3 separate regions of the Homo sapiens genome follow, and regions 1 and 2 are each linked to region 3. Evidence: chromatin loops called from intact Hi-C (ENCODE). Cell type or tissue: IMR-90. All regions are shown on one strand.

Region 1 (8,000 bases), 240 kb before region 3:
TGCACCCTAGAAAGCATAAACCTTAAGGAGCCGTTGGGCATTTCCCTGCCTTCCACAAGAACTTGTGCCAGCATTCAGCCAACTCCACTCTCAGGGAAGCCGTAACCCCTCAACATGCCCGGAGCCCTGATGCCCTGGTGCCCTGCTCCGACCTCGCTTCACGGAAGACCTTGCCCTCACGTGCAAAAGCCCAGGTAGCCGACTCTCCCAGCTGTGGGCCCCTTCTGGATGTGGCTCAGCCATATTTTCTGCAGGAAGCCCCAGCCCACGACGGGGTGAGGCATGGGTACCAGGGCCTTGCCCATTCTGCCCAGCACACGGCTCCTCCATGGTTAGGAATTGTCTGACCTGCACCGTGGTTAGAGCCTCACCCCAGCCAATCCTGGTTCCTGCCCCTTTCATCCTGCAGAAGCAGAACCGCCGTGACTCTCCTCCGCTCCTCACCCATCTCAGCATCTGCTTTCTGGAGGATCCAATAGACGCAGCCTATCTATTCTCAGTTTCCACTTAGAAAAACCTCTCGTCACACTTCTATATAAAAACTCTGATACTGATACAAATAGAATTTCCCAAAGCATGTACCAAAATGAATTAATGAAGAGATGCTGTTTTGCCTCTACAAATGTCTTTTTGATAAACATTACCACATTGGTTTTCCCCTGCCCCTGAGACTGTTTGCTCAGGGATCCAGCTTTTAAAACTGCTCAGGTTTTCACATCTGCAAGACAGGGAGTGATCCAACCACAGGAATGAGCTCTCCATGGTGTATGCCTACCCGCAGACACAGTGGGATGTTTTGCTGGATTTTTATGAGAAAAGCTTTTCTTTTCTAACAGTTCTTTGCTTTATTGTACTGTAGAGTTTGCCACCTCATGGAAGTAAGAAAGCAAAAGAATAAGATTCACACTGAACAGCTGGTTTTAGATGTGGATGTTAACATTACTGTAAGTGGAACTGGGTTTTGGAACTGCTGAGTGAGTATTCTAGTGGTTATAGCCATTGCTACAAATTCCTGTAAGAGCTTTCACTAAAGGGAGAGCCAAAGAATGTTTAAACCAACGAATGATGGAAATAAAGACTCATATAACATTGGCTTAGTGAATTCCACGGCTGAGAGGAGCACAACAAACTAAGGTGTTTAACCTCCAAAACAGCAGTGAGACGTTTCAACTTTTACAAACTAAAGGCAAGCAGCAGTTTTTGATGGTGAATTGATGTGCTATTTCATTTTTTCCAAACTAAAGGCAAGCAGCAGTTTTTGATGGTGAATTGATGTGCTATTTCATTGTTGTTTTTGGTTTTTTAATGTTTCCGTTTTGATTTTTAAAATTCTGGATCATGAAAAAACTCTGGAACAAACATTTTACCACAGGTACCAAGGAATACTAGGAAGGACCAAGTGATAATATCTAATAAACAACAACAAATATCTGGATCCCCGATGCTTGTGTGAACTGGGTCTAGCTAGCTTAGAACTCTACCTAGGAAGAGACAAAATGTTCGGTACCTTGACTTTAGCAGTACATCCTGAAAGTCGAAAAATTCCTTCAGATTCCAGACCTGATTCCTCAACTTTCTCAAAAAACTAGAAAGCAATGATATATTACCAGAATAAGTACCTCTATATGATCATAAACATATGAAACAGTAACAATGATGACATGAATCAATAAGTTACCAAGCATATATATATTTGCCTGGCACTTGAATGCTGTGTTAAATGTTCATAACCATCCTATGACGTCAACGTTATCCTCCGACATGCAAATGAGAAAGTAGAGATTTATAGCAGTTATACAACTTTCCCAAGATCAACCTCGTAAGTAACGGCACTGACTCAAGTTCGTGCTCTTAACCACTCTAAAATTATACATGCCTCTTAACCATTTTTAAGATCTGATTACTATAACTCTTTCTGCAGACTGATCAGTAACAAGAGATTCTAAATCTACTGTCATTGGTTGCAATCACTCTGACTAAGAAACTATAGGAATTCTAGATGTCTGATCAAGGAGTTTAGACGGGGTAAAGATTAATAGCTTTCGTGAGTTCTCAGGATGGTGATAGGTGTTAAAAAAGTAATAAACACTACCATTTATTGTGCATTGATTATGTGTAAGTTCCTATTCTCAGTCCTTTACCTGCATTAACTCATCTAATCCTCACAATAACCCTATTCTACTGCTAAGGAGACTAAGGAGAACAGTTCGATTCACTGTAATAAAGCACCTCACAGTGCTTCTCTGGAAAGGATAATAACTTGGCCAAGTTCACCCAGTAAGAAGGGGATCCAGCTTCTCTGCTATTTTCCTTTCAAGAAATGATGGTGGATGGTACCTGGAACTAAGGTAATTCTTCTAGGTATGGAGGCAAACAGACATTTAGGAAGAAGAAACATGTCTGTAAGAAAAGCCTCTCTTGTAGGAGTGGGAGAGTACTATCTTGAGGTGTCGTAGCGAGGAACACTTAACATCCAGTAGTAATAACAGCTAACATGTTGCCAATATGATATAAATCCATATTTAGTTTAACTAGCATTTATTGAGTACTTTCTATTTGCTAAGTTCTACGCTAGATTTTTGTACCTACACAGTACTATAAACTCATGTGCTGAATCGTCTTTGATTTTGATATTTTAAACTCTGTCCTTTACATACAGGACAAAGACAATGCTGGTTTCAACTCAATGAAGGAAAGAAAATCTCAGCGTCACCATGGACTCTGGATTTTGCTACTGCTCCTTTTCCCACTCCACCTCTTGCTGACTGTGTGTCTTGGCTAAGTTTTCTCACTCTTCTATCCCTCAGTTGCCTCATCAGTAAAAGGGCAGTGGTAACACCAGCCTCTTTGGGCTGCTCTGTGCTGACTAGACGTGGTATTACATAAACAGCACTGGCACAGCCCTGCCTAGGGAAGTCACCCACAGAGGGCCCGTGTGTACAAAGGTGTTGCTTGTATCCTCTGGCCATCTCGGTGCCATCTTCCTGGCTCCTATCTCCAGCCAATCAGTCACCTGACTTGAGAAGTATCTCAATTTGAGGCACTGGTAGCAAAATATAGGAAGCTAAACAAGTGATGTATGATTATCAGTGTCAGGTAAGTATATGTTTCCTTAGACAATATTTTAAAATATCATTTAAAAACTCAATTTAAAATTCCACAAAATTTGTGTTAAGGACTAGGAATTTTAATTGTGCCACTGGATGTCACTGTTGAATAAATGCACACTTAGGTAAAAACCAGTATAAATTGCTGGCTATAAAACAACATGACTTAAAAGCAAATCAGGTATTCAGCAACAATAGTCACAGAGATATTAGCATTTTATAGTTCAGATAATATCATTTTCGAAACCTCCTTCCACCAAAATTATTCTTTTTGTCTAAATGTATCCTATCTGCCCAGACACACCGGAAAATGACTGGAACATGCTGGTTTTTAGATTTTATTAAACTTGGTTTGGAAAATTGATAAAATGATTACACATATACACATTTTTAAAACCCAGCCTATGCTATATCTCAGCAAATATTTGTATGATTTATATATGCATTGGTAATAATTAATGGTCATCTTTATCTAGATAGAATAATCAAATGCACACACAAACACATTCATATGCGCAAATAACATTTGAAAAAATATTGGAAAAAAATGCAACTGTTCGTGCCCTGGGTCAGACCATCTGTGTCTGTCACCTGATGTGTTATAGGCAAACAAAATGTAACAGGCTCCAAAAGAATGCAGCAAGGCCAACTGGCCCAGGCGCCATGGGCCGTTATGCGGTGCATGGAATAAAGCTGAAAATCACCAGGGGCCTGAGTCCTAATAGGGCGATAGTGTCTTTAAATATAAAAGAAAATTCATTTGTGGGTTTACAAAGTGCCAAATCATAAGCATGAGGCTCTGTGAATTCCCCTTTCATTTGCCTGCTACTCACTTTTTGTAATACCAGGGGAACTTTCACTCCAGGGTCTTTCTTTCGGTCACCGTCCAGGAGGACTGTAAGTGGAACTCCAAAAATCCCATTGTCTTCATTGTGAGACAGTAAAGGGGGAAAAAAAAAAAGAATTAGAAAAGCATTATCTTATTCCACTGTGTCAAAGTGTTAAAGCCAGAAGCAATCAGTCTTCTTAGTTACCTCGTCCTTTTACTTTCTCTGTTTTGTTCCTTTTCAGTTGAATTCCAAAGGCATCAAAAAAGGCAGTCAATTCAATCAGAGAGAGATGGCGGATTTTCTTCATGTCTTCAGCAGACAGATCTCCTGCTTCAGTTAAGCCAAATCTGGTTTTCTGAACATTAAATTTCTAAAACACACAGTGAAGGTATTTATTTTTTATGGCAAAGGAAAATTATTATGCGTTCACTCAAATGCCACCTGGACACTCTAAATCTATGCAGTAGAACGTGTTCTTTGGAAAACATCTCTAAGGAGCATGCTGCATCCTAGAAATATGAATATGTGGTTTAGAACAATGTGCAGATCACTGCTATGCTAATTAGAAGCAAAACAGCAGTCTAAAGTATATGATAACATTGCCATTGCAACTGTGGAAACTGCCTTCTTTATAAGGAACACCCAATATTGTCAAACAACATACATGTCAGGCACCACATGGAATGCACACACCATGGCCCTTAATTGGAATAAATGTGACACACACATAACAGGAAACACACCTAGGTATATCCCAGGAGAGCTCTAAACATATGTTTTTTTTTTCCTTCTTGGGCAGTCAATCTTTAAATCAAGGTTTATCTATCCCATACTGCACACTTTAAGAGACTTTTAGTAATCTCCCAGTTTAAACTGATTATATATGCTTGCTGAGACAACAGTTATTCTACCATAAAAATTAAATTTAAATGATTCCAAATTCTTAAAAAAGCAAATACAGAGAAAGTGCAAACAATCCTACTATGATTTTGAAGACAACGATACTGACATATTCTCTATTTTCACACAAGAAACAAAAGACACTAAAACAACAACAGCAGCAAATCCTTCAACAATCCAGAAATATTGTGAAGAATTTCAGCAGCAAGACCTTTTAGAAGCAAAAGATTATTCTTATATAATATCCACAGGTTCACTTTGCCCTCAGAAAGAGTGGTATTGAAAAAAAATGCTGAAGTAAAACAAAAAAAACCCCATAGATTAAATTATAAACACTTAAATTTAAATTATAAAGCTTTAAGTTCACATTTTCCATAGGAGTTTCCTAAACTGGAGCTTCCTTGGGGTAGTCAAAGTATCTGCCCATTCATTCATTCTTTTATTCATTCAATAATTGCTCCTTGGAACCTCAAGAATTTAAAAATGAAACAAAATATAGGATGTGGCTTGGGGCATGCCTTGTGCTATTAAATGCTTAGCTAGTTTACCTTCTTTCTGAGGCTAAGTCCTCATATAATAGTAACACATAACAACAATATAAACAAAAACTGCAATCGCTTATTGACCAACTACTATGTGCTAAATCCTATGCAAAGTTCTTCATGGGAAGAGCCAAACCTCAGAAGGAGCTGGCTTCGATGAGGAGATGCAGGGGCCAGCATCCTCTCTTGCATGCCTCTCTTTAAGATAAGGAGGGGCTCCCCCTGAAACCAGAGTCCTGCAGGCTTCTCTCTTTTCCCTCGACCACCACATGTTGCCCTCTAACCTGCAGACTGCTTAGGGACCAGGAAGGGTTTTGAAGTTGGACACACTTAGTTTCAAATCCTATTTCTGCTTCCCACTAGCTGCAGACTTTGGACATGTTACTTAGCCTCTCTGGGCCTCAGTTTCCTCAGCTGTAAAATGGACGTAATCACTAGGGTCCACCTTACATTATTAATAGAATATCTAGTATAGTGTCAGGCCCGTAGAAGGCACTCCGTGAGTCCTAGAGTTCTTCCTTTCCTCTTCCTGTCCTCTGTCATGGGATGGTTGTTTGGGAACGGTCCAAGTCACCTGGTACAAAAAGTCTGTTTCTGCATGACTCAGTTTTTTAGCTCTGAAACTGCCTGGGCCCTGCTCATCAAGCATCCAACCGTAATCAGCACAGAGTATTCAGGACTCCACAAGATAAACTTTTCACACATGCATTGGTTGAATGGCAAACAGACCAATGTTACATCGTTCTCTATTAGGCCTCCTGGATATAACATTCTGGATATAAATAATGAGACTTTGGGGGTAACAAAGTATATAGCTCTCTTTGCCCATCATGTACTAATAGAAGTTCTTGAATTGGTTTTGATGTGTTTTTATTGTCTGTTCCATGAGCTCTCACTTCCTCTCATGACTGTGACTTTTTGCAGTCCCCTCTTCTGATATGTGGCTTATAGAGGCACAAGTGTGTAAAGGTAGGGTCTGCATTGATGTATGAGAAAAGTAAGAATATAAAGTGCAAGAAAGCTCACAAGCCAGGCAGGTAGAATCCTATTTCATTTGTAAAACAGTATTCAAGCCTACAGCCTCACAACTTTTCCTCCACACAGGTACAGCCAGGCAGGCTGTGCACTGCACAACAAGTGGTGCCCACATAACACCCCCAATGGTAGTGTGAGCAGTGTGATGCCTGGCCGCTGAAATCCCCGTGCACACACACAGATATTTAAAAAAAGAAATCTTGGCCATGCACGGCGGCTCACACCTGTAATCCCAGCACTTTGAGAGGCCGAGGCAGGCAGATCGTGAGGTCAGGAGATCGAGACCATCCTGGCTAACATGGTGAAACCCCATCTCTACCAAAAATACAAAAAATTAGCCGGGCAAGTTGGCAGGTGCCTGTAGTCCCAGCTACTCGGGAGGCTGAGGCAGGAGAATGGCGTGAACCCGGGAGGCAGAGCTTGCAGTGAGCCGAGATCGCGCCACTGCACTCCAGCCTGGGGCAATAGAGCGAGACTCCGTCTCAAAAAAAAAAAAGAAAAAGAAATCTTAGTTTTGTCCTATGAAGTCACAGGAAGTTCCTGGAATAATCATGAAAGGTTTTGCTTACAGTTAAAACATAGTCTTCTTTCTTAATCTCTGATTTCTTAAGTTTATTTCTTTTTAGAGCCTCCGTAACCATTTCTGAATAAGACACTTCAAATGACAGCTCTTCAGCCTCTGGTGGAATGTTCTTTTCCAGAAAATCATCATCTAAAGACAAAACAAAGAATACAGACTATTTAATATGCTATTTAATCAATCAATACTATTTGCTATAAAACAAATTCAAAATATTTACAAGTGAATCCACAAGCACGTTACAGTGTTTATATGCGAGGAAAAGCAGCAGACTCACCCCGAGGAGTTCAGTTAAACAACAGTGTCGCATCACAGACCTCCATATGGACACATTTTTATCATCATTGCCCAAACAAACTATTTACTCTGATTTTTAAAATTTTAGATTTGTATGTCTCATGAAAGTTGCTGAGGATTATTAAAAGAAAGTCCAAAATAGGGTATTTCTATATATTCTTATGATATTAAAATTAAGCTCATCTAGACCCAATGTCACTGTTACGGGTAAGCAGAAGCTTAAAGCAGAGGAAGAAAGGCTGGAAACTGCTAGAATTCCTCTCTGCTTTGACTCCTGTTGTTTCTTCCCTCACCTGTGGAATATCTGCCTCTTAAGGTTTGTTCAAATTCCATTTGTATTTCATGGCTAAATTTGTTCAGGTGAATTAATCGGAATTTCTGTTATTTAATATTGGTTACCTGATCTTGTATGACATACATTGAGAAAAAGCTGAATGGGTTATATGTAGTACCCCTTAAAAATGTTTTTCTCAAGCTAATTTGAAAGTTAAGACAAAAGAGTCACTGAGCAAAAACAAGTGAATCCATAAATCATTTGAGCGATCCTAACCTGATTTCGGATTCAGATTTCAGCTTGTCATCTGGTTTCATTGCCTGGCAAAACTGTTCATATGCAAAGTGAATAATTATTTTATTATAAAAAGAACTCATTCTCTTTTGCCCTCTGCTGTAGGCACTGACTAGGGGACTACCAAGTATAACAAAAGGA
Region 2 (8,000 bases), 70 kb after region 3:
TTCCTTTTTCAATTTAAAGATTGTGTCTTATGTGGGAGATCCATTCCAACCAAGCAAAACATCTAGCAGACTACAAAGGATTTAGCTTGTCTTGTTTGTTTACATAACTGAGTTGAGTATTGGACTATTAAATCTTGCATAACATTATTTTGATTAAAAGTAACTGGTTCAACTTGTTGCATGATAAGAATGAAACTTGTCAATATAATGCATTTATTCATGAGAAATGTTCATGTTTCATGTGAAACTTTCTTTTAAAAAATAAAACTTTAAAATATCTTAGTGCTGCTTTTACCTTAATATAATGAAGGAATAGTCTCCCCTGCAGCAGAGGTTGAAAATTAAACTACTCCCAGCGTAAAAAAAGTCTGATTTGTTTATCACATGGGACAAAGCTTATAACCGCAGGAGCTGGAGAGGTCTTATTTCCACACTTAGTTTCCAATCAGAAACAACCAATAACTATGCTATCCCAGCACTTTGGGAGGCCAAGGCCGGTGGATCACTTGAAGTCAGGAGTTTAAGACCACCCTGGCCAACATGGTGAAACCCTGTCTCTAGTAAAAATGCAAAAATTAGCCGGGCGTGGTGGCGCACGCCTGTAATCACAGCTGCTTGGGAGGCTGAGGCATGAAAATCCCTTGAACCTGGGAGGTGGAATTTGCAGTGATCCCAGATCGTAGCACTGCACTCCAGCCTGGGCAATAGAGTGAGACTCTGTCTCAAAAAAAAAAAAAAAAAAGCTGATGACATCATTTAACAAAAGGTTGGGTTCCTTAACGTTACTGACATCACATCAGCCTGGTACTGACCTACTGGCCCTGTATCTTATCCTTGCTCTTACTGGTCTATTCTTGTTAATTCCAAAGTGAGGAAGTTGTTTCAGTGTATTCATTACCACTTTTCCCCTCCAAATCTATACTTCAGAGGTTGTGCAAAGCTCCAAATTTTCCATTCCAACAAATCTTACGGTCTTTTTGCCTCCCTCTGTAGGAAAGGAGGTTATTCTATTTTTCCTGGACACATTAAATGGTGTGACTTGTTTCCCACTGTTCCATTTACATAATCTATGAAACATTCAAAGTATCTGTATCTCAAGTGAAAACAGAAATTCAATTGTACCAAAATTTCCATCAGGGCATTTTATAATAAGTTAAAGATTTTTCTATTACTTTTTACTTACTAGTATAATAGTGTGTTAGAAAAAGCAATTCGGTGAATATACTACAAAATTGTCAAAATTTTAGTGCTTAAAAAACATAATTTCTTTAATGTAACTATCAGAATTTGAGGTAACTATATTATTTTTTCAAGCTTATAGGTAATATTTGAATGGCCTATTTAAGCCTATGGATACCAAAAAATGGTGACTAAAAGCACACAAAATCTTGGGAAGCACTTTTTTCATATGACCTTTTGTTGCATATCATGATTTATAAGAGAACTGTCTTTGGTCACTTCCCTGGGAAACATTCTCTAAGATTTGTGCACTGAGATTACACACTGGAAATTTCTTTCGGAGGCCCCTCTAAGTCAGTGCTATGAGTGAAGGGAGTGCATTTTAGCAGAGGAAGGAGCTGAACTGTGATGTCTGCACAGACGCACACAAAACAAGGCAGAAAACTGAACCTCTCCCAAAGGAAGCTCTGGAGCTAACATCAGAGCTGTCCTGCTTTGAAGCAAGGGCAGAAAATTCTGCACTCCCTCACTTCCCCCAACCCACCCACAGCCGCAGACTCGTAGAAGGAGGCCATCCTTGGGCAAGGTAGCCTAAGATAATTCACGGAGAAGGACTCAGATGAGAATCTTTGACTGCCAATGCTTCCAGCAGCTGGGAAATGAGTGTCCCAGCTGTGAAGGTAACATCTGGATGGAGCACCCCAGTATCCACTCTAACAGTCAAAGGAAAACAAACTAGGTAGACAAGTGGTTTGGTTCATAAGCCCAGGGGATTCACTGCTCTGCATTAAATCCTTCTCTGTCTTCCTTCTGGGAACCATGAAATTGTCTCCATAAAGTCCATCAGCTATTTTAGCCACTTTTTTTTTTGAGACAGAGTCTCACTCTGTTGCCCAGGCTGGCGTGCAGTGGCGCCATCTTGACTCCCTGCAGCCTCTGCCTTCTGGGTTCAAGTGATACTCCTGCCTCAGCCTCCCAAATAGCTGGGATTCCAAGTGCGCACCACCATGCCGGGCTAATATTTGCATTTTTCAGTAGAGACAGGGTTTCACCACGTTGGCCAGGCTGGTCTCAAACTCCTGACCTCAAGTGATCCGCCCACCTCGGCCTCCCAAAGTGCTGGTATTACAGGTGTAAGCAACCGTGCTTGGCCTATTTTAGCCCCTTTTCTAATCTAGCCCCTCCTACTGTCATGAAATAGAACAAATGCAAACTAAGTTAGCAGGCCACATCCCAGGGAGGCTGGTAGAAGACATGAGACTACTGGGAGAGAGACAAAAGGATGGTTTATTTTTCACAGCTATACAGTAGCTGGGACTTCTGCACTTCTGTTGGTTCCCCACTCCCCAGTTCCCACAGGACAATGCAAAGAGGGCCAGAAGACACGTGCAGACACAGCAGTCATGATGTGGTAGAGGAAACTTGAAGGTAGGGAACTCGGACTTTTTAAAGTAGGCACTAAGCATGCCTGCCCTTTGCTTCAGAGACAGTGCCATCTCTGTCTTCCAAGACTATTTGCTATATAAGCATTCTTGAAGATATAGCCCAGAACATAGATGGCTAGTGCCTCTTTTAGCAAAGTGGAGATATGTAGAAACACAAGAGACCCATGAAGAATTTCCACCAGCAGCTCCCGCCTCATCAGCTGCCACAGAGAGAGAGAGCTGTACACCGTAGTGAGTTTAGTGAGCGCATGCGCTAAGGCCAGCTGCTCGAATTTCAGTACTGGTTCTATTACTCCTAAGAATGTGACTTGAGGCAAGTTCCTTAACCTCTGTAAGCCTTAGCTTACTCATCTGTGAAATGGAAATAGTAATAGTACCTATGGCCTATGGGTAGTGTAATCATACACCGAGATAAGCCACATGAAATGGCTGGCATGTGGTAATCAGGTGCCGAGTAAATGGTAATCCTGTTATTACAGTAGACTGGACACAGACCAACTGCCTGGTTATTTTCCCAAAGCAGTATCAGAAATAGGAAAAAAGGTGTTTGAAGGTTTTAGCTAACAGAGAAGTGGCTGACCGCTCATAAGACTCTCTGCAGGCCCTCCTTCACCTTGCATGTGTGTTTAAGTTCCTGCCCCTGCACTCCACAACCATGCGTTTTCACTCAGGTTTGGCCTCAGTAAGGCAGACAGCTGTTTGCGTTTCACATACTGTGACTCGAGTAGTTCCATAAGCCTCTGTGACCTGAAGTGTTCCTCTGGCAGCCAGCCGTAAATCTCTTGCTCAATCTCCTTTTAACTCCTCAAACTTAGAAGCCAAGCTGACATAATCCTTATCTGTGGGCTCAGCCCCACCGCAGCGGCCTGAGCTAATCCTACTCTTGCAAAGAAGAAACACAAAGATCTCTGGTTTTTTTTTTTTTTTTTGACAGGATCTCACTCTGTTGCCCAGGCTAGAATGCAGTTGCACAGTCATGGTTTACTGCAGCCTCAAACTCCTGGGCTCAAGCAGTCCTCCCACCTCAGCCTCCTGAGTAGCTGGGACTACAGGCATGTGCCACCACACCCAGCTAATTTTAAAATTTTTTGTAGAGACAGAGTCTGGCTATGTTTCTCAGGCTCATCTTGAACTCCTGGCCTCAGGTAATCCTCCAGCTTCGGTCTCCCAAAATGCTAGGATTTACAAGCGTAAGTCACCACACCCGGCCTACTCATCAGTTTTAAGTGCCAAGTTTTTTCTCACTGAGGGAGCATATTATCCTGTGGTAGCTGCCAGGGCCTGGAATTACATTTTAAGCCCAATTTGAATTGAATGGAAATGAGACCTAATCTCCCGCTCCAAGGCAGTCGCTTAAGGAACGTATTTTAAAGAGGAGACACTTTTCTTTCAACATCATCACTTTCTCCAAACATGACAAAATCACGTATCAAAACGAAATCTCGAGTTCAAGTTGTCTGTAGAGCTATGTTGTGTTGTAGCAGGGATATAGTAAATCTCACAGGCTTTGACAGGTGGTTAGGTAGTAAGATATCTTTCAGAAGGGATTTAGTTATTCCTTTTCTGTGAAGTCTGGTCTCTAAAATTTTTGCTACAAATACTCTGTCTCTCAGTTTTATAATGACATAAACGTATATCAGAAAATATCTAAAGCAGGCTGGGCGTGGTGGCTTATGCCTGTAATCCCAGCACTTTGGAAGGTCAAGGCGGGCGGATCACCTGAGGTCAGGAGTTCGAGACCAGCCTGGTCAACATGGTGAAACACCGTCTCTACTAAAAAAAAATAGCCAGGCATGGTGGCTAGTGCCTGTAATCCCAGCTACTTGGGAGGCTGAGGCAGAAGAATTGCTTGAACCTGGGAGGCAGAGGTTGCAGTGAGCCAAGATTGCACCACTGCATTCCAGCCTGGGCAACAAGAGTGAAACTCTGTCTCAAAAAAAAAAAAAAAAAAAAAAAGAGTTAATAGATAAATAGATGATAGAGATTTTGCTTTTTTAAACCTCTTCATCCACTGTAATAGACTACATGGTTTGTTAAAGGGGTAAGTATTATCTTTTCATCTCAACCCACATTTCACTCTGAATATTAATGGTTATTCCTAGAATCCTCTTTTTCCCATCCCTGAAAAGCAAATATACTCATATTCTTTGTTTTGGCGAAGGTCTTTATTATAGCCATAAAGGATAATGGATTTATCTAATTCCATCGTTTTTACTAACCAAAGTTATAAAGTTTTAATTCTACCTAGATGTTGCCAGTCAGAGTATAATGTGCCTTCAACCTAAATTATCACAAAGTACATAAAAACTTGGCTTCATAATTCTCATGATAATTTAGGTTATTGGTTTAATCCACCAAAAATACCCTCTGAACTTACAAACTGAAGCATACTATACCTGTTTCCTTTCGTGTTTTAGGTACTATGATAAGTTACCAGTAATTTATAAAAGAATGAACAAAAAAGCCACAATCTCTTTCATATGCTTCTAATTATTTTCAAAATACAAATGTTAAATAGTTTTTTATTTTTAAGGTACTATTTAGTTTTCCTTTTGTTACTTTTCCAAATTTTTTAAAAATTATTTTTTTATTTTGAGATAATTTTAGATTCACATGCAATTATAATAAATAATACAGAGGTATCTCATGTACTTTTTAACCTAGTTTCTCCCAGTGATAACATCTTGTAAAACTGTAGTACAATATCAGAGCCAGGAAATTGACACTAATACAATCCACTGATCTTATTCAGATTTCCCAGTTTTTCCTGTATTCCTTTGTGTGTATGTGTTTATTTCTATGCATAAATGTTCTATTTTTTTCTTCCATTAAGTTTTCAACCATCAGACCTCATTTGTGTTTCTGCTTCTGGAAATAGGAGATAGAGATTTTAGCTACAGCAATCAGAATCCACCCTGGAGTGTGCTGTTTTCCTGTGATAGCAAGAAAATGTTCCATTTGAAAACTGCTCCACAAAGAATCATCAGAAACCACAGAAAACAAATGATGGTGTTGGCGGCTTTTCTGTACAACTCAGTCTTTTATTTCAGAACTCTATATGCTAAAAGGGCAGGATTCTCTCTCATCTCCTCCTTCCTTTTTTTTCTATTTGTTTTTAACAGAGAAAGCAAAAACAGACTTTGGAAAAATCACAACTAAAGTAAATCTATTCTTTGGAGAGTTATATGTGGATGATTAACTTAAGAGAAAACTGGTTAATGGCAAGTACTGAAAGATCTGATCTTTCTAATGAACACATCTAAAAAAAACTTACAAAATAGAAGGTTGTTTATTCTTTAAGGCAAACTTGAAAAACACAAGATTATAAAACGTCTTGGGGAATAAAAATAAAGAACTCATTCCCTATAAACAGTTGTAGTGCTTTCTTACATCTCAGAGAGTGTCCTTACCTCAATACAAATACACAGACAGCACACACATACACACAGACATGCACCCACATTCATACCCACACACATACACACCCACATACACATACACGCACACACCAAGAGCTCAAATACGAAAGGCGAAATCAAACACCCCAGAGAGGGTGGTGATTCTGCCAAACTGCAGATACTGTAGCTCTTACAATAAATGGGAGGAAAAAGGATTGTTGTTGGCAAAGCATGGAGGACAGTGATTATTTTCTCAGGAAAAAAAGGTTAGATGTCATATTTTCCTCTGTTTTAACACAAATGACCGAACATTTAGAAAAACAAGATGCTTAAATCTTGTTAGGATAGAGTAATCTCATCTCATGTTAGCTTAAGAGTAAAACCCCAATTCTGCTTACCCCAGAATTTTTTCCATAAGGGCACGTCACTATCACTTGATAGACTTTTCCCACCAGGCTCTTTTCTTTCCACGCTTTCTGAAGTAGATATGCTTGAGAGGAAAAAAGGAGGGAGACATACTGAAAAAAGGAAAGGGTTGAGAGTGAAACACTCACATAAAACTGCCCATTTGAACTGTTTGTTCATCTTTGAATAATCTGAGAATTTATGCAGCATAGTCTATGAGTATTATCTGCAGAAAGCAGACCACAAGGGCTATCACAGACCTGCTCAATGATGGAGTTTCACCAGGGATCCAGGCTGAACACCCTCTCACAGGGCCACCTCCTGATCTTTAGTTCTGTGAGCCTTTGCTGTTTCGTGCTAGAGCTTTTAGTTGAAAGTAAAATGAAAGAAGTCCTCAGACTTCATGAATTCCAGGTGTCTGTGAAGTGGGACTGGCAACATTTTTTCCTCCCACCATAAAAAAGTTCTCTAGTCGGAGAAAGTATTCTGAAGCTTCTCTGTTCAGACCCTGGTGTTCTGAAACACACTGAGAGGTTCACAGGATGGAAGCAAATGAGGTCAGTGGATTCTCTCTTTGCACTCAGAAAAGAACACCCTGCTGGGCGCTGGCTCACAAAAGCCATGCTCTGAAGTGGCTCCACGCTGCCCTAGAGCATGGGTGGCAGAGATACTGCATCAGCAAAGAAACCGTGTGAAAATCGAAATTTGTCAGCACGAGGTCATTCTGCATCAATAATGAAACAGATAAACCTTTAAAAACCATCCGTTCCTTTTAATTCAGAAGCACATGATAGAGGCAGCAATTTATAAGCCAACCAAATTGTTTTGCAGTTAGGCAGACGTGAGGCCTTTCCTGATGGTTGCAAAGCCAAGCATAACCTGATGGTTGGTTGCCACATGGGATGTGGGAGCCAGAGGCCCCGGCTTTCCTCTGGCCCTGGAGCAAACTGGCTGGCGGATGAGATGGGCCTGTTTCTCATTAGCCCAGTTCACCTAGTTCCAAAGAGGACTGGCTCCTCCTAGATCTGGCAGCATAATTCATGAGACGCCTGGATTTTGAACAGCACCCCAGGGCAGCACTCAGAAGAAAGGTCTCCAACAGTGAAGTCTTCCTAAGGAGAAAACGGAGGAGACAAGCACCCCTTTCTCCACATACTGCACCCGCTTTGGATGATTCGGCTTCTGGTCTGAAAGACGTGGATTAGTGGCTCGCCTTTGAGTTAGAAATTTCCTTAAGTCATTTGCATTCATTTACTGGGGCACTTAAGCCAAATTGATCTGACCAATACATCAAAGCTATGGCCTCCTCAGTTACGGAGACATACCAGCTGAAAATCATCAATCTCGTCAACTGTCGGGAGCCTTAGCTAGTGTTCAGAATCAGAGGCTAGGTTTACGCTTATCTCTGTCCCGCAGGCTGGACACACGCTCCCAGGATGCCAGGCCAGGAGCGGCATTCCAGGGCAGGGGCTGTTTAATGTCAGCAAGGGGTCAGGAGGGCAGGCCACTGCATTCTGACAGCTAAACCACTGGTCTCTTCTGTCTTAGGATTTTCATTCATGTTCCCGAGCAA
Region 3 (8,000 bases):
GCCCATCACTACTAAAAATAAAAAATTAGCCGGGCGTGGTGGCACGCACCTGTAATCCCAGGTACTCAGGAGGCTGAGGCAGGAGAATCGCTTGAACTCAGGAGGTGGAGGCTGCAGTGAGCCAAGATTGCGCCCCTGCACTCCAGCCTGAGTGACAGAGCGAGACTCTGTATCAGAAAATAAACAGATAAAAATTAAAACAGCCCAGTTGAGGGGTGATGTGACTTAGATCTGGACATTATAGATAAATAAACTTGGTGAGAAGTAATTGAATTCTGGCTAGGTGGAAGTTTGAATAAAGTGTGCTTGGAACTAAAAATATATGATTTCCTGAAACATACATATATAGGTTCGTTTATACATACATCAGTGGATGGGCTGAATTTAAAAACTAGACAATTCATCACACTACTCAGAATGGAAAAAAAAACCGGAGATAAAATTATTAATCTAGAAGGCAAAGTTAAGGAAACATCCCGTTATAGTACCCAAAGACAAAAAGATTAAAATTTAAAAAAACTTTAAAAGCCATAAAGGATAGATGCAGGGGATTAAAAATATATCCAATAGGAATTTTCAGCAAGGAAGAACAGGGAAAAGAGGAGAAGAAATAAGGAAGTAACAGAAAGAAAACTCTTGGAGATTAAAAAACAGAACAGGAATCTTCCAACTGGAATTTCAAACACTAAGCCAGGCTAAGGAAAACAACAAAAAGCTTCTTGGACAGAGAACTCTAGAGAGAAAGCAAGGTCTCTTATAAAGGAATGAGAACAGACTAGCATCAAACTTCTAACTGGAAACCCTAGGTATTATACATTAAAAAAAATTCAAAGTTCTGAGGGAAAAAAATATTTTGATTCTAGAATATCTTCATTCAGTCAAAATAATCAAATGTGAAGGCAAAACAAAACACTTTCAGACATGAAAATTATCATCTTGGGCACATGGATGAAAATATCGCTCTACAGTGCTTGTTAGGAACAATGAAAGGTCTGAGAGTTTACCCTGCTTGCAGCTCAGTTAGTCTACCAATTTCAGAGATGCTGGCAGAAGAAATGAGACTCCCAGTCAGAGACAAACAACTTCATTATTCACCGCACAGCAGGCAGCATGAGCTTCCTGTTTGCATTGGTACCTTTGTGCCTCCATAGGGGAGACGCAGGGCTGCCCGGGCTGGTGCTGTGTTTACAGTGGGTCTGCATTCACAGCCAAGGATCCCTGAGTTTAGGAAACCCCCAATCTTAAGAAGTCTGCCAGTAAACCCAGCCAACTTTTCCTATGGAGGAAGAAGCTATCTTTATTATCCTGGTCAGGAATCAAACTTGCTCTCTGCCTCAGAGGAAGACACTAATCTTGCTGTACAAATGTCCTTGAAAAGAGAGTCTTGGATAACACATGGAGAATTGCCTCCCACCCCTGCAACAATATTCTAGCGAGATAAAGGAAGAATCCAAGAAAGAGGACAATACAGGATACACTTATGTAAAAATTAGTTACAGTTGAATATGACCAGGAGAAATGTATAACATTAGAAAGAAAATAAAATGGAATTGCTGTGAGATGGTTGGAAGACACTCCCTTGACCAGCAGAGTTTAAGTTGCATAGCATTACGTTTACATTTCATTCTATCTGGCTTATGGATGGAACCACATTCTAATTCTATGATGAATAAAGTTTGCATGACTTTTTAATGTGATAAATAATATTTATTTGGTTTGCTTATTCATTTTTTTTTAAAGATTCAACCTTCAGACCAAATCTGGAAGTTCTAATTACAAAACACAATTGCAGCATTACAAACTTAAACTTCCACAGCCAGATGTGACAAAATAAAAAGGATAAAACTTAACTTCCCACCACAAAAAACTAGACAAAAAGGTATGAAAAAATTGTTTCAGACACTGACCAGCAGGCAGCCCAGGACTATGATCTCTAAAAAAGGGGAAAAAAAAAGGAAGCCCTATGATAGTCCCATATTTCTGCAAGCAATTTCCCAAATAAGGCGTAGGTAGGGGAATTCCAAACAGGGCCCAGTGGCCTCAGTGGGTTGAGGAGACAGAGATCAGGGTTAGGAGAGGTTGAGGTAGTCAGAGTTTGAAGGGCAGAGACACAGAAAAGAACAGAGTGATACCGAAGTGAAATTACAGAAATCTGTGCAGTTATGCTGCAGAGTCTTTGCTGACTACTGGGCCATGCCTGCATAGAGGACCTCTCTACAAAGTAGTGCAAAAAATGACTAGGTGAGCTGAACATTTCCAAGATCTCACAGCAGAGAGAAGTTCTAGATCAGAAAGACCAGAATGGAGAGTACTCAGTGATCCCTTAGGACACTTAGTAAAGACCTCAGATGGGTCACTTGTTGGCAGTAACAGAAAGGCTGCACTATTCCTGGAGTAAAACATACTGCATGCTTCTGCTACCAAAAGCTTAAAAAACAGTCCCTGAAGGATCAACTGCCATGTGTGGAAGTTAACTGCATGCCAAAACACAGTTCAGCTCTCTTAAAAGGAAAACAATACAATTTAGAGACTTAATAAAAATGTGCAACCTCTAGACTTACTAGATACACCAAGAAGCAGGAAAATGCAACACATTACCAGAAGAAAAATCAGAAAATAGAAACAGACCCAGAGATTATTGCATTGATAGAGTTACCATACAAGGACATTAAAATAGATTTTATAACTATGTACAAGTATTTAAAAGAAATACGTTCACATTGAACAGAGAAATGAGAGACATAAAGTAGAAGAGAATGGACCTTCTGGAGATGAACACTACAATATCTGAAACAACAAGATAGCTGGATAACATTAATAGCAGATTAGACACTGAAGAAGAAAAGAACGATGAACTTGAAGGAATAGTGATAGAATCTATCCAGAATGTGGCCCATAGAGTGGGGAAAATTCTGAAAAAAAAATGAGAAGAGCCTCAATGACCTGTGAGACAATATTCAATAGTCTAACCATGTATACCTGGTGTTCCAAAAATAGAAAAGAAGAGGAAGCAGAAAAAAATTTGAGGAAACAACGACCAGAAAATTTCCAGATTTGTTGAAAACTTTAAACTCATAGATCCAATCTGTCTTGAATAGATTAAATACAGTGTCCTTTCTCTCTCTCTGTTTCTCTCTCTGCCTATAACACACATACACCCCGAGTCATTTCATAATCAAATGACTGAAAATCAGTGGTAAAGAAAAAAAAATCTTAAAAGCAGAGATAGTTATATCAGCATTAAAAGGAGACATGGAATAATTTCTTAGAACCTTGAAATAGAAAAGGCCTTTCTAAACATGACATGAAATTCAGAAACCATTAAAAAAAGTTGAAAAATTTGAAAATACTCAGTTCTGTGAAAATGATACCATGTTTGCAAATGGTTTCATTTTTCTCCTGGGTGTGAAGAAGACTATATTTCCCACCTCTCTGACAATTTAGGCCAGTGGAATATGGACTGCATTGACATACACCATTTCTAGGACTGGCCCATAAAAGTCTCCCATGCACGATCACAGTCCTCTCCTCTTTCTCCTTTTACAATAAACTTGGAGGTTTCCTGTTGATAATGGCAGTGTCACAGATGGAAAGAGCCTGGCTTTTAAATGACTACAAGTTTCAGAGTCCCTATCAGTGCCCCCCTCCCCTCCTAGCAAACAGTATTGACTATAATGAGAGTAAGCAATAAATTTTATTGTACTAAGCTAAATGAACTATTCAGATCGTATGTTAACAGCAGCTAGCATTTTTTTTTTGCTTTTTCCCGAGACAGAGTCTTGCTCTGTTGCCCAGGCTGGAGTGCAGTGGTGCGATCTCAGCTCACTGCAACCTCTGCCTCCCAGGTTCAATCAATTCTCTTGCCTCAGCCTCCCAAGTAGCTGGGATTACAGGTGGAAGCCACCATGCCTGGCTTTTTTTTTTTTTTTTTTTTTTGTATTTTTAGTAGAGATGGGGTTTCACTGTGTTGGCCAGGCTGGTCTTGAACTCCTGACCTTGTGATCTGCCCGCCTTGGCCTCCCAAAGTGCTGGGATTACAGGCGTGAGCCACCGCACCTGGCCAATAGCAGCTAGCATTTCTTACCCTGACAAACATGCATAATATTTTTAAACTTCTACATGGCAAAAGGAAGATACAAATTGTAAAAATGTGCAATATATATCTCAAAGAGCTGAAAAATCAGTAAGAAAAAAACCAACAACACAATAGAAAAAGAGGCAAAAGTTATGAGCAAAAAGTTTGCAGGAAAAAATGCAAATAGCATTTAGACACACCAGAAGATTCTCAACCTCACTCATCATGAAATAAATTCAAATTAAAATTGTATCGTGGCTTGTATTTTTTAAAGACTCATTTTAAAGCTCATTTTTAACTGAAACAAATACATTTAAAATAATAATTTATAAATTTCAAAAATAAATAAAAATGTCCCTCCAAAATATAAATATGTACTTAGACATATGTTATTACTCTAATATAAAGTCATATCAGGTGAAGTTAACATTGTAAAGTGTTATTTAAGACATTAAATAACATTAAAATTAGAAGCATGTAATTAATCTTGAAAGCATTTTAATGCAAATATATTATTGAATCTTTTAATGTACGATCTTAAGAAAGAAAGTGAATCACAGCACCACTGTTGAGTCATTGAGTGGTATATTGAGCAAATGTGTTCAGCTGCTGAAAAAGCTCTTTCTAACCTCATACCAATCTTGGGATGGTGAGCAAACAGCATTCCAGATATCTTCTATGAACACCATCATCTTCAAACACCTCTATCTTGTTAATATACAGGAGACATTTTTCAACAACTTTTTTTTTTGGTAGCAGAGACTGCTATATTTTCATGAGTAGGAAACTGCAGTCCATCTCTGATTCATCTTTGATTTATTTAATTCCATCAACTAGGGGTGGAATTTCCAATATATTATCAGCCGCAGCATTTTCAACATTGCCTCATTGGTGATTCAATTCTTTGGAAGTCTCTGAACTAGAGTGAGGCTTACGCTTGCAATAGAAGCTTTGTAACGTCGTATCAGACAATTTTCTGGGGCTCATGAGGCCTCAGTCCTATCTCAACTTGCACAGCATATACTCTTTTTTTGAGGGGGGATATAAATTCATATAATTATGTGATTCTGAATTTAGAATGATTCACAAAAATAATGGTTTTTTTGTCATCCCATACCATATTTTACTACTTTAAAAGCACAATATGCTGGAAAATGGGATTAGAAAAACCTAGCATTATAACTTCTTTCATTTTCATATTCTGTAAATTGGCAGTAATAACTCATAGCTTTTGTGGGAGGATTACAGAGAGGATGAAAATAAAATATCTGGTGCACAGAAGGTACTCAATTCATCTTAGTTTGGTTTGTTTTTCTGTTTTTTAAATAAAGATACCAGTACTTCTATAGGACAAATTTGAGGTGGTACAAAAGAAAGGTGGAATTTTAGTCATGCTGGATGTGTACTTCGATCAGCAGTGTTCCCTGCTGAAAACAACACTGTTTTAACAGGGTCTTGTCAGCTCTGTTGAGACTTTCTTCAGTGATGTGTAATATCAATAGAATTGCCCCAGCTGGGCTCAGTGGCTCATCCCTGTAGTCCCAGCTACTTGGGAAGCTAAGGTGGGAGGATCACTTGAGCCCAGGAGTTCGAGTCCAGCCTGAACAACATAGTGAGACCCCATTTCTAAAAAAATAAAAAATAAAGTAAAAGTGTCCCAATAGCAAAGAAAAGGGAGGCAGTTTAAGTCAGAATTCAGTGGTGTTAAAGCTAGGAGTCAAGTTCTCATCATGGTTTTGTATAATTAGAGTGATTTTGGTTGCAGGGATCATCTTACTAAAATGGTATTAATCATGACACTTGCCAAATCTCATTCTCTCTCTGTCTCTGTCTCTCTTTGCCTCTCTGTCTCTCTCTCCCTCTGTCTTCCTCTCTCTCTCTCTCTCTCTCTCACACACACACACACACACACACACATGCTCTAGTGTAAAGACAATTGGTAAATTCATGGAAAGATTTTAAGAAAAGTTAACGTATGAGCATAGTTCTTAATATCATATTTATCAGGAATTATTTCCAAAGATTAAAGAAAAGACAATTTACCATCAACTCGGCCTGATTCAGGACAGACTTTTCAAGCATTTGGAATCAAATTTGAATTTAAGACCAAGGTAGTTTCAAAAACTTGGCTGTCTTGAGTTATCATAGCTACAAGCATGTTCTCACACTGAGACCCTCAACCCCCATCTTACAGTCTATCACAGCTCAAGTAAACAGCACTCCCCACGGCTCACCATATAACTCCCACAGTGTGCTGGTTAGGAAAGAACACCCAAGGCCTGGCAGAATGACAGCAAACACTTCTCCTGTTTTCCCCAACACTCCAGGGATGAATAGCTGCTCTCAAGGTCAGATCTCATTAATAATTACATATTTTAAAAAATTTAAGCAGTTTTTTTCTGCATGACCTTTAATAAAATGGCACATAAGTGATAAAAGCAGGGCATCCTAATAACTCAGAGAGCCACAGGAAACAGCCCAGAACCTGCAAAGGACCCAGCTCATCATGGTCAGTTGACATAATGTTCTGAGTAGAGGAATGTCTTGTTTCAAACAGTCAAACAGTGGCAGATGGAGTTCAGAATAGATGCTATGAAAAATACCCCTAGTCGCAGAGGAGTCCTAAGGAAATTTCAGATCACTTGCCCTGCCACATCTCCATCTATTTTTGTCCGGCTGCACTTGTGGTAACTATGCCACTGGAAACCCCCCGTGTCCTCAGCTATATCTGCCATGCTCCTCTGCTGGCAGCTGGAAGCTTCTGGAAGGAATGTGCCGAGGTCCATTGGAATATCTGCTGACATTATGTTTCTTGTTACTGGAGTCCCAACTCTCAAATCAATGAGTCAGGGTGAAAAATCTTAGGGCAACATACTTCTAAATTGTCATATGAGTATTTGACCTCAAATGCTTCACAAGGGAATCTGTAGGAATTGGAGGGGTTACTAGCTGATATATTCCCACAGAAATGAGTACTTGAATGTTTTGACAAGAGGGGATCTGTAAATGCCTTCTACTTTATTGCAAATTTGTTTTCCCTTTTTTTCTTTTGTTTTTATTTCTTTTTTGTTTGTTTTTTGGCTGGTTGAAGACTGCTTGTCTCTTTTCTGGGGACTCAGGGTACGATCATAATGGGTATGATTTTTATTTTTTAAATATAAAATTATAATATCGAATTTGCTTTACATTGAATATCTTTTTTCTTTTCTACCATTGGATACATCAATGTATAATTTTATATAATTTTCATATACATTTCAGACAATGTAGCTCAAGAGATATGTGGGAGATGATACTGATGTTTTTACATTTGTCCAAAGAAAGATTGAATGAGAAACTTTGATGTGGTCCATATCCTCATTTTATTGGCGGCTCAAAGCGCATGTTACTTGAGAGGTAGAGGCGCCCATGGTAAAGAACAATGACCCAGGGAGAAGCTATCTGGAGTTTGACACCGTGACGATGGTACCTGCCTCCGAGTTGTTTGAGAGTGGCAACTGAGAAAGCATTTGGGAAAACACACGGTTTTTTGCTGGGGTCTAATAGCCGTGAAAACTCAATATACGTGCTTCCATTTACTATTCAACACCACACAAGGAAATATAGGTGAGTGAGAATTGAAACCCGTATCTACACAGAAGACCTGGGAGATGACCTGAATGTTTGCAGAGTCTGAAACATAAACTAGAAATGTTCTCTTGAAGACAACTCAAGTTCTTGTGTTTTGTCACCCTTGGCTTTTTACTCTGTAAACAGAAAAATACTCAGTTATTTGAACTTTCTTGTTACTGAGACTCTAGATAATTAAAGTTTCATATATCCGTCTGGAAAGATAGACATCAGGTACCTTGTTACATGGTGCTTTTCTTGATGGCTATGTGTTTAGTAACATCAAAAGCATGTTTACTAAGCAGGGAAAGGAGAG

Evidence for each region. A loop is a pair of places that touch in the nucleus more often than their neighbours do. Peaks named below come from ENCODE experiments on the same cell type or tissue, not always from the same donor. Only the 100,000 strongest peaks of a DNase experiment are listed, where the experiment ranks them.
Region 1: it touches region 3 in a loop (2.6-fold over the local background); 4 of 110 quality-filtered maps call a loop at or near these places.
Region 2: it touches region 3 in a loop (2.3-fold over the local background); 5 of 110 quality-filtered maps call a loop at or near these places.

What each region holds. Positions count from the first base shown.
Region 1 is chr18:6,869,716-6,877,715 of GRCh38, reverse strand. ARHGAP28 (Rho GTPase activating protein 28) reads right to left here. Exons shown (of 18, transcript NM_001366230.1): 7 at 6,984-7,126; 8 at 4,142-4,307; 9 at 3,941-4,032; 10 at 1,508-1,585. Among named protein-coding and RNA genes, the nearest start is that of LINC00668, 56 kb to the left of the region's middle. In IMR-90, a CTCF peak has its summit at 3,201 (motif pointing right); no DNase peak of the experiment used is centred here; H3K27ac peaks cover 195 bases.
Region 2 is chr18:6,557,090-6,565,089 of GRCh38, reverse strand. All of the region lies in intron 2 of LINC01387 (long intergenic non-protein coding RNA 1387), which reads right to left. It overlaps LOC105371972 (a long non-coding RNA gene), which reads right to left and starts at 7,616. Exons shown (of 3, transcript XR_935116.4): 1 at 6,688-7,616; 2 at 6,421-6,512. RefSeq lists enhancers at 7,043-7,736, 7,737-8,000. In IMR-90, no CTCF peak of the experiment used is centred here; a DNase peak (open chromatin) is centred at 3,379; H3K27ac peaks cover 1,248 bases.
Region 3 is chr18:6,626,704-6,634,703 of GRCh38, reverse strand. The region is part of intron 2 of LOC107985176 (a long non-coding RNA gene); the gene reads left to right. Among named protein-coding and RNA genes, the nearest start is that of ARHGAP28, 99 kb to the left of the region's middle. In IMR-90, no CTCF peak of the experiment used is centred here; DNase peaks (open chromatin) are centred at 4,673 and 4,963; H3K27ac peaks cover 563 bases.